2 separate regions of the Homo sapiens genome follow, and region 1 is linked to region 2. A link is a loop called in an ENCODE intact Hi-C map of the cell type or tissue named here. Cell type or tissue: A673. All regions are shown on one strand. Links, peaks and the distances in the headings refer to the core of each region. The heading gives the core; the rest is flanking DNA.

Region 1 (5,383 bases), core at 185-5,184, 47 kb before region 2:
GGCATGGTGGCACATGCCTATAATCCCAGCTACTCGGGAGGCTGAGGCAGGAGAATCACTTGAAGCTGGGAGGTGGGGGTCAGAGTGAGCCAAGATCACGCCATTGCCCTCCAGCCTGGGTGACAGAGCGAGACTCTGTCTCAAAAAAAAGAATTAGTTAATTAATTAATTAATTAATTTAAAAAAAAAGAATACACTGTCCTCTCTTTTCCTTTCCTGGAAGTCTGAAGACAGAACCATCTCATTTGCTCTGGAAGGAGTCAGGGCCAACATCAGGGAGTGGGATTAAGGGCCAGGGAGGATGCTGAGTTAGGAAATACCCACCTCACCACCCTGGGGGTCAGGCCCACTGGACTATTCAGGCAGTGAGCAGCAGTACCCATGACCATGAGCCTTCTTCTCACACTCTTCTCCCCATGTGACTTATTTTGGTAACAGTTTCATTGAGATATAATTTATTCCTTCCCGTAGGACATAGCTAAAAAAAGAGAGAAAGAGGTAATTTATATACCACACAATTCACCTATCTAAAATGTGCAATTCAATGGATTTTAGTATATTCGTAGGGTTGCTCAATGATCACCACAATCAATTTTAAAACATTTTCATCGCTTCAGGAGGAAACCCCATACCCTTTGGCTGTCACCCCTCAATTTCCCCAACCCTGGCAACCACTGATTTCCTTTATCTCAATAGTTTTTGCCTATTCTTAACATCTCATAGAAATGGAATCACTTACATGGTCCTTTGTCACTGTCACTGATGTCTTCCACGCAGCAGAATGTTTTTGGGGCTCATTCAAGCTGTGCACACTCCTTCATTCCTGGTTATAGCCAAATTATACACACACCACTTTTCCTGTGTCTCAGACTGATGTCTGGGTCAGTCATCAATCCTATTCGTCAATTTATTCTCCAAATGCGTCTAGAGCAAATACCATGTGAAACCCATGGTTTTATGGCCCCCAAAGCTCCCAATCCATCTTCTTGTCTCCATCTCTATCATCACCATCCCGGTCTGCCACCGTCTGTCTCTGGGACCAAGGAGCTTTCCAAAAGTGAAATGTTAGCCTTCAACAGTGACTGCCCGCCCCCAAGGACTTCCCGTGATCTTAGAATAAAGACAAAGCTACCTGGCATGGCTATCAACACTCTGCCCAGTCTGGCACTTCCCTCCACTCTGTTTCAACTTCTCTCTTTTGGCTTCAGCTATCCTGTCTTCTCTCAAACACTGTCACTTGCCACCTTGAGGCCTTGGCCTGGAACAGGCCTTATCGCTCACCTGGTTAAGGCCAGTTTACCTTCCAGGCTGCAGGTCAGTGGTCTCTTCCAGGAGAAACCTTTGCCAAAGGAGCCTCATCATAGCTCTCATAATTCTCATATCACTCTGTTCCTTTCCCACTCTGTCTCCCTTCTACACTGGAAGCTCTTTGAGGGTGGGCATTGTCTACTTATGCTCATCATTGGTTTCCCTCTACCTAACAGTGCCTGGATTAGAAATACAGAAAGGACATCCATACCAACATTTATAGTGTGCCCTGTAACCAGACACTTTTATTGATTAATTTTTTTAGTTTTTTAAAATTTTATTTTAAATTCCAGGATACATGTGCAGGACGTGCAGGTTTGTTACATAGGTAAATGTGTGCCATGGTGGTTTGCTGCACCTGTTAACGCATCACTTAGGTATTAAGCCCAGCATGCATTCGCTATTTACCATGATGATCTCCTTCCTCCTGCCCCCCCACCCCAAGCCCCAGCACTGCTGCCCCACCACCAGGCCCTGGTGTGTGTTGTTCCCCTCTGTGTCCATGTGTTCTCTTTATTCAGCTCCCACTTATAAGTGAGAACACCCAGTGTTTGGTTTTCTGTTCCTGCGTTAGTTTGCTGAGGATAATGGCTTCCAGCTCCATCCATGTCCCTGCAAAGGACATGATCTCGTTCCTTTTTATGGCTGCATAGTATTCCATGGTGTATATGTACCACATTTTCTTTATCCAGTCTATCATTGATGGGCATTTGGGTTGATTCCATGTCTTTGCTATTGTGAATAGTGCTGCAGTGAACATATGCACACATGTATCTTTATAATAGAATGATTTATATTCCTTTTGGTATATACCCAGTAATGGGATTGCTGGGTCAAATGGTATTTCTAGTTCTAAGTCTTTGAGGACTCACCACACTGTCTTCCACAATGGTTGAACTAATTTACTTCCCCACCAAGAATACAAAAGTGTTCCTATCTCTCCACAGCCTCGCCAGCATCTGTTGTTTCTTGATTTGTTAACAATTACCATTCTGACTGGTGTGAGATGGTATCTCATTGTGGTTTTCTTTTGCGTTTCTCTAATGGTCAGTGATGTTGAGCTGTTTTTCATGTGTTTGTTGGTTGCATAAATGTCTTTTTTTGAAAATTGACCAGACACTTTTATAAAGACTATCTTGTGTCATCGTTATGATAATCCTATGTGGAAGTTATCTTCAGCTTCATTTTACCAATGAGATAAATGAAACTGTGGTAGTATAAATAAATAACTTGTCTAAAGATACTGAGTAGCAGAGGAAGCATTCCATCCCAGACCCATTGAATTCTCAGATCTAAGATCCTGCCAGGCTGTTTCTGGAATACAGAGCAGAAAATTCCCTCCTGTTCAAGCGCTAACTAGATAAGTCCTTCTTCACAAATGCCAAGTAAGCACAGAAAAAGAGCAACAGGGAAAAAGTTTATGCTCCAAGGAAGAAGTCAACCCCAGACTGCAGGGATCGTGGTGAGATTGTATCAGGATTGGACCTTGGGGAAAGCTTCCTTATATTTGAGACTCATAAAAAAAAAAAAAAAACTCCCCACAGGTGGTCAGTTTGGTTCTTACTGGCTTGCTGGAAGTAAGTTCTCATGTTTCTAAATGCAGACCGGGTATTTCCTTTGGAATGTTCTCACATTGTTTTATTTTTGGGTGTCAACCTTTTCATTTTAGTCCAGCAAAGAACTCCTTGTTCGTTTCCTTTGGGGGATTTATTTTTCCTCCTTTTTCTGAGGCGGCAGTACCTCTACCAGGAAAAACTGATTACCAGTGCTGTCCCCAGAGTTGTCACTGAGGTGTTTCCACCGAAAGCTTCTCTGTCACTTTGAGGTCACCTGAGAGCATGAGAGCCAGGCTCACTGGTGACCTCATCCCTCTGGCCCTATTCCAGCAGCTTAGCTTTGAGCTTCATCATCACAGTGCAGCAGCTGACTACTTGCTAACTAACGTGTTATGCCATTGATAACCAGGAACTTCCTGACTGACGTTGAACGGGAAAAGGATGGCGGATCAGAACCCCTAGAAGGAGGTCATCTTCATATTACAAAGGACAGCCCATTTAGGGAAGTGACTTTGGTGTTGTTTAATAGATTCCCTTTGCTCTGAAGCACCCTGGGTATGTTCTTTTATAATCAAAACAGCTGATCACTTTTCTTACAGAGATAAATTTGCTCAAAAATAATGCATCTATGTATACAATGAAATATTATTCAGCCTTAAACAGGTAGGAAATTCTGACATGTGAATGAACCTTGAGAACATGATGCTAAGTAAAACAAGCCAGTCGCAAAAGGATAAATACTGTACAATTCCACTTTTGTGAGGTCCCTAGAATAGTTAAATTCATAGAGACAGAATGTAGAATGGTGTTTGCCAGAGGCTAGAGCAGAGGCCCCCAGCCCCCAGGCCACAGACCAGTACCAGTCTCACTCACATTACTGCCTGAGCTCCGCCTCCTGTCAGATCAGCTGCAGCATTAGATTCTCACAGGACCACAAACCCTACTGTGAACTGCACAGGCAAGGGATCTAGGTTGTTCACTCCTTATGAGAGTGATGATCTGTCACTGTCTCCCATCACCCCCAGATGGGACCATCTAGTTGCAGGAAAACAAGCTCAGGGCTCCCACTGATTCTACATTATGGTGAGCTGTATAATTATTTCATTATATATTACAATGTAATAATAATAGAAACAAAGTGCACAATAAATGTAATGCACTTGAATCATCCCAAAACCATCCCCCACCCTGGTTTGTGGAAAAATTGTCCTCCACAAAACCAGTCCTTGGTGCCAAAAAGACTGGGGACTGCTGGGCTAGAGAGAGGGGTTAGAGGGAGTTCGTGTTTAATGGGGACAGAGTTGTTGTTTGGGAAGATGAAAAATTTCTGGAGGTGGATGGTGGTGATGGTTGCACAATCATGATTGTACTTAATGTCATTGAACTGTATACTTAAAAATGGTTAAGATGAGGCCCAGTGCAGTGGCTCACACCTGTAATCCCAGCACTTTGGGAGGCCAAGGCGAATGGATCACCTGAGGTCAGGAGTTCGAGACCAGCCTGGCCAACATGATGAAACCTCGTCTCTACTAAAAATATAAAAATTAGCTGGGTGTAGTGGTGGGCGCCTGTAATCCCAGCTACTTGGGAGACTGAGGCAGGAGCTTGAACCTGGGAAGTGGAGATTGCAGTGAGCCAAGACTGCACCATTGCACTCCACCCTGGGCAACAAGAGCAAAACTCCATCTCAAATTAAAAAATAATAATAATAATGGTTGTGATGGTAAATTTTGTGTTGTGTATATTTTCCCACAATAAAAAAATAATGTGCTGAAGATGCTTCTCAAAGTCTTGCCTGCTATCCTGCTACTTGTTCATCAATTGCAATTTGGCCTGCCACCTACCTTCTTGAGGCTTGTTCCTCAAAGTATGGTCCCTGGACCAGGAGCAGCAGCAGTTGGAAGCTTGTTAGACATGCGGCATCTTGGCCAGATGCGGGGGCTCATGGCTGCAATCCCAGCACTTTGGGAGGTCGAGGCTGGCAGACTGCTTGAGCTCAGGAGTTCAAGACTAGCCTGGGCAACACAGCGAAACCCCATCTCTACAACAAATATATATATATATATAAAAATTAGCCAGATGTGGTGGCATGTGCCTGTAATCCCAGCTACTTAGGAGGCTGAGGTGGGAAGATGGCTTGAGAGCAGGAGGCAGAGATTGCAGTGAGCTGAGATCAAGCCACTGCACTCCAACCTGGGAGACAGAGCCAGACGCTGTCTCAAAAGAAGGAAGGAAGGAAGGAAAGAAAGAAAGAAATGCAAATGACTTAGGCCAGGTGTGGTGGCTCATGCCACTAATTCCAGCACTTTGGGAGGCCAAGGTGGGAAGAGCATTTGAGGCCAGGAGTTTGAGACCAGCATGGTCAACATGGTGAAATGTTGTCTCTACTAAAAATATCAAAATTAGCTAGATGCGGTGATGCACACCTATAATCCCAGCTACTCAGGAGGCTGAGGCATGAGAATCACTTAAACCCTGGAGGCAGAAGTTGCAGTGAGTCAAGATTGTGCCACGGCCCT
Region 2 (5,383 bases), core at 62-5,061:
GGACAAAGTGAGACTTTGTCTCAAAAAATAAATAAATAAAAAATAAAAAAGCTGAATGTGTTTTGGCAGGGTCTAATCACTCATTCCTCTAAGAGGCATCAGAGGCCCATTATCAAGACAGGTGGAAAGTGCTTTGAAACATGTTTAATAAATTACTTATCCAGCACTTAGCTAGTCCCTGCTACATGCCAAGGCTCTTTACAAATATTAGCCCGTGTAATCCTCATAACAAACCTATGAGGTGGGTAATATTATTATCCTCATTTCAAGAGGAAGGTATTTGCCTGAGGGGATACAGTGAATATGGGAGATGGAACGTGGGCCCAGAAGCCCAGCTCCAGATCCAGGTTCATCACCACCATGCTGAGCTGCCTGGTTGGTCTCTAGAAGCTCTCACAATACCTGTGGCTGACCCACAGCTCCAGTTTGCATGGGCAGAGGGAAAGGATTAGCCCAGCTTCCTGGGCCAGTGTGTAGGTGCTGGCTTGTCTTTGTAGAATTTAACTATTGGCTAGGAGCCAATGGCAGGATTTGCATGACCCAAAGACCAGCCCAAAATGAATGACGCTGGTGGCCTTTGTGCTAGGAGGACTGTCTCGCCTTCTTAGTACAGACTTTCTACAACAGCGCTGGGGACAAAATCACAGGAAAGTACAAGAAGCAGGGTGGAAACGTGCATTCAAATGATAAACTGGCTGAAGGATCTAGTGAGTCTGCTAGAAGAGCAAGGGTCAAGAACAGCTTGCAGCCTTGACCATCGTGGGCAAGTCTTTCCATGTCCTCGCCTGTGAAATGAAAAGTTACACCAGGAGTTCCCAAGCATGGCTCTGCCTCTGAATTCCCTGGAGAGAGAGAGGAAAAAATATAGGCTTCTCATCCCAACCTGTGCAATTCTGACTTATATAGAAAACTAGACACAATTCTGGAGTAGTTTATTCCCCAATGATTCTAGATTATCAAGTTTTTAGCATGTAGGAGGCTCATAAGAAATATAGAGTTCTGCATTACTGTGAGGTTTGGCTTCATTTCAGAATTTAAAAGAGCAGGACACGGTGGCTCACAACTGTAATCCCAACACTTTGGGAGGCCAAGGCAGGCAGATCGCTAGAGTTCAGGAGTTTGAGGCCAACCTGGGCAATATATCATAACCTCGCCTCTACTAAAAAAAATTAAAAACTAGCTGATTTTGGTGGCTGACGCTTATGGTCCCAGCTACCCAAGAGACTGAGGTGGAAGGACGGCTTGAGCCTGGGAGGTTGAGGCTGCAATAAGCTGTGATCTCACCACTGCACTCTAACATGGGCAACAGAGCAAGGCCCTATCTAAAAAAAAAAAAGAAAAAAGAAAAAGAAAAAGAATTCCTACCAAAATGCCAAAAACTCCAATATGTATAGGAGTCGACGTGACAAAGTTGGTTAGGGACAAATAAAAACCTAGATCCCCCTTCTCTTATAAAAATAAATGATTTAAAATTTTATTTTTTATTTTTTGTATTTTTTTGAGACAGAGTCTTGCTCTGTCGCCCAGGCTGGAGTGCAGTGGTGGAATCTCGGCTCACTGCAACCTCTGCCTCCTGGGTTCCGGTGATTCCCCCGCCTCAGCCTCCCAAGTAGCTGGGATGCCCCTGCCATCCCATCTGGCTAATTTTTTTTGTATTTTTAGTAGAGACAGGATTTCACCATGTTGGCCAGGCTGGTCTTGAACTCCTGACCTCAGGTGATCCACCTGCCTTGGCTTCCCAAAGTGCTGGGATTACAGGCATGAGCCACTGTGCCTGGCCCTGATTTAAAATTTTCAATGTGAAGGAAAAGCCCTTAGAGCAGACAGGATGCCAGACACTGCATCCCCGTCTTTGAACTCTATAACAACTCTGTGTTATGTTCAGCCTCTTCCCATTGTATAGGTGAAAAGTGAAATTCGGAAAAAATGACTATTTGCTAATGATCGCAAAGCTCATAAAGTTCTGCCAGACACTGGATTTATACATTTCCATAAAAGCTATCCATGTGTTCATTCAGGTATTTGCTTATTTGCAAATAAATAAATATTCGTTTATTCAGCAAATATTTACTGAGTCCTATGCTTTTCTTAACACTGAGAACACAAAAATATACAGACTGCACTATATACAAGTATAAGGATATCACATGTACCCCCCAAATATAGACAACTATTATTTATCAATTTAAAAAATTTAGGCAGAATAAAATATTCATGCCAAATAATAAGTTTAGCCTCTTAATCCATCCTTCCTTCCCTTTCTTGCTTGCTTTCTTGCTTTCTTTTATTTCTTTTTATTTATTTATTTATTTTTGAGACAGTTTCGCTCTGTCACCCAGGCTGGAGTGCAGTGGCATGATCTCTGCTTATGTAACCTCTGCCTCCCGGGTTCAAGCAATTCTCCTGTCTCAGCCTCCCAAGTAGCTGGGACTACAGGTGCCCACCACCATGCTCAGCTAATTTTTGTATTTTTAATAGAGACGGGGTTTCATATATTGGCCAGGCTGGTGTTAAACTCCTGACCTTGTGATCCACCCACCTCGGCCTCCCAAAGTGCTGGGATTACAGGTGTGAGCCACAGTGCTCGGCCTATTTCTTTTTTTTTGAGACAGGGTCTCACTCCATTGCCCAGGCTGGAGTGTAGTGGCGCATACTCTGCTCACTGCAACCTCCGCCTCCTGGGCTCAAGCAATCCTCCCACCTCAGCCTCCTGAGTAGCTGGGACTACAGGCTTGTTCCACCATTCCCGGCTAATTTTTGCATTTTTTGTAGAGACAGGGTTTCTCCATGTTGGCCAGGCTGGTCTCAAACTATTGGCCTCAAGCGATCCACCTGCCTCAGCCTCCCAAAGTGCTCGGACTACAGGTGTGAGCCACCATGCCTGGCTAGCTCATTTCAAAATATTCCCAGTCTTTCCAAAATTAGGAAGCCCTGAGGGGTATAGAAAAGATCCAAACTCCCCACAAATTAACTTTGATAAATCCTTGACTGTCTACTACTAATAATCTTATTTTTGCTAAGAACATCTTTTCTCAGTCCACAACCAGAAAACATTCCTTTGACAACTTTTATGGCTATTAATATTGAAGGAAATATTGAAAAAGAGTCCTAGAATAAGTAAAATTCAGTTTTAAGAAAAAGAGAGAGGCAATTATAACGGACATTCATGCTTCATAAAACTTTTCTTTTATTATTATTATTATTATTATTATTATTACTATTATTATTATTTTTGCGACAGAGTCTTGCTCTGTCGCCCAGGCTGTAATGAAAGCATCACAATCTTGGCTCACTGCAAACTCTACCTGCAGGGTTCAAGTGATGATGGTGCTTCAGCCTCCTAAGTAGCTGGAATTTACAGGTGTGTGCCTCCACGCCAGGCTAATTTTTATGTTTTTAGTAGAGACAGGGTTTCACTGTGTTGGCCAGGCTGGTCTCGAACTCCTGACCTCAAGTGATCCCCCTGCCTCCGCCTCCCAAAGTGCTGGGATTACGGGCGTGAGCCACTGTGCCTGTCCCCAGCACAAAAAGTTCTGATAGCTCCATGTTCCTTTATAATCTTGAACGATAATACATAATTTTACAAAACTGTCATTAGTGTGCATACAATTTGGTGATATTTTAAATGAAACACATTTTCACCAGCAGTTTTCTAAGGTGTGGCAGAATACGCAAGTGTTTTGCTTTTGATACTATACAATGTTGTTGGGCACAATCACTTAAAAAACATACTGACCCATGAAGTTTAGCTCTTGGAGTTTCCTTAGAGAATATTCGGACCAAATGTACTATTGTGTGCTTGAGGAAGCTGAAGACTAGAACTTGCCCACACCTCTTGTGGGGCTCATTCCCTGCACACTGCTTCTGAAGAGAGCATGAGAGCCTGGTGAGTTTGACTTCCCTGAACTAGGCCTGAAGCTAAAGGTATGGTATGGAGACAAGGTAAGGAATTTCAGTGGTGAGAGTTCCAGGATCATCCATGCTGTGGCTCTGCAGCTCTTGCTGCAAATTCCCAGTTCATTTAGATAAGAAAACAGGAGTGGAACAGGTGAGATGTCCACACAGGGTCAGGATCCATGGCAGAAGCAGAATATCTTTGTGCACCTTTTCCTGGGTGCCCTTCAAGGTATGTAACAGTTGTTAGATGAAGGGAGAAGTTCTTCGTTGGTCAGGAACTTCATTCTCTCTAACCTCAACTGTATCTGAAGACTCTCAACATCATGGAATTGTAGTTAGAGGAGATGTTGGAATCATGGCGGGAGGAGCAGGTAGCTCTGTGGTTTCCAAAAGCCACTGTAGAGGATCAATCAGCAGGTTTGGGGTGGAGCCCCAGAATCTAGAGTCTAACTTTCAAAAGCTCTTTAAGTGATTCTGATGAGAAACTGGTTAGGAAAACAGTGAAGTAGACCACCCTCTCACCTAGGCAGGGAGTCACTTCCATTCAGTGGAAAGCCCATGAGGATGTGAGGAGGACTTAAATATTTCCAATGACAGAGAACTCAAGTTTCTGAAACTTACTCCCAGTGGGAATTCCCCCACCCCATATGAAAAAAAAAAAATTTCCTTTCATTCCAGTTTATCTATGGCCAGTAGTTGTTTGAAAGGAATTTATACCTCTGCAAAGAAGTCACTAAAAACTGTCTTACAAATACTAAAATCTACTCCTTGAATCAATTTAGCAAAATGCTTTGACCTGATAACTCCATTTTTGGGATATTATCCTAAGGAAATAATCAAAAATATTTTTAAAAAGAAATCCTTTATGAACAGTTTTGTTTATTGCACCATTATTCATACTAGAGCAAAGAACAACAATGACAGCTCAATTAGAGACCTGTTAGGTAATTGGAGAATGGTTAAATAATCTTTGGCATGTCAACTCAATGAAATATTGTGTGACCACTTAAAAGGATTTGACAGAGTTTGAAACTATGTGAAAAATTGCTTCTGTTACCCTAAGTGAGCCATGATTGCATCACTGCACTCCATCCTGAGTGGCAGAGCAAGACCCTGTTTCAAAAAATAAATAAATAAAATAAAATACAATAATTAAAAAGCAAGACATAAATTTGAGACCAGGTCCAGTGGCTCACACCTGCAATCCCAGCACTTTGGGAGCTGAGGTAGGAGGATCATTTGAGGCCAGGAGTTCAAGACCAGCCTGGGAAACATACTAAGACCCCCTCACCGTCTCTATTTAAAAAAAAAAAAAAAACAAAAAAAAAAACGGGTGTGGTGGTTTATGCCTATAGTCCCAGCTACTCAGGAGGCTGAGATGGGAGGATTGCTTGAGACCAAGAGTTACAGGTTACAGTGAGCTCTGGTTGCACCACTGCACTCCAGCCTGGGTGACAAAGTGAGACTCTGTCTCATAAAGAAACTT

The links. Peaks named below come from ENCODE experiments on the same cell type or tissue, not always from the same donor. Only the 100,000 strongest peaks of a DNase experiment are listed, where the experiment ranks them.
Region 1: it touches region 2 in a loop (5-fold over the local background); 5 of 110 quality-filtered maps call a loop at or near these places.

The regions. Positions count from the first base shown.
Region 1 is chr18:57,817,013-57,822,395 of GRCh38, forward strand. No RefSeq gene overlaps it. Among named protein-coding and RNA genes, the nearest start is that of ATP8B1, 16 kb to the left of the region's middle. In A673, for the core only: no CTCF peak of the experiment used is centred there; a DNase peak (open chromatin) is centred at 3,189.
Region 2 is chr18:57,864,503-57,869,885 of GRCh38, forward strand. No RefSeq gene overlaps it. Among named protein-coding and RNA genes, the nearest start is that of ATP8B1, 64 kb to the left of the region's middle. In A673, for the core only: no CTCF peak of the experiment used is centred there; no DNase peak of the experiment used is centred there.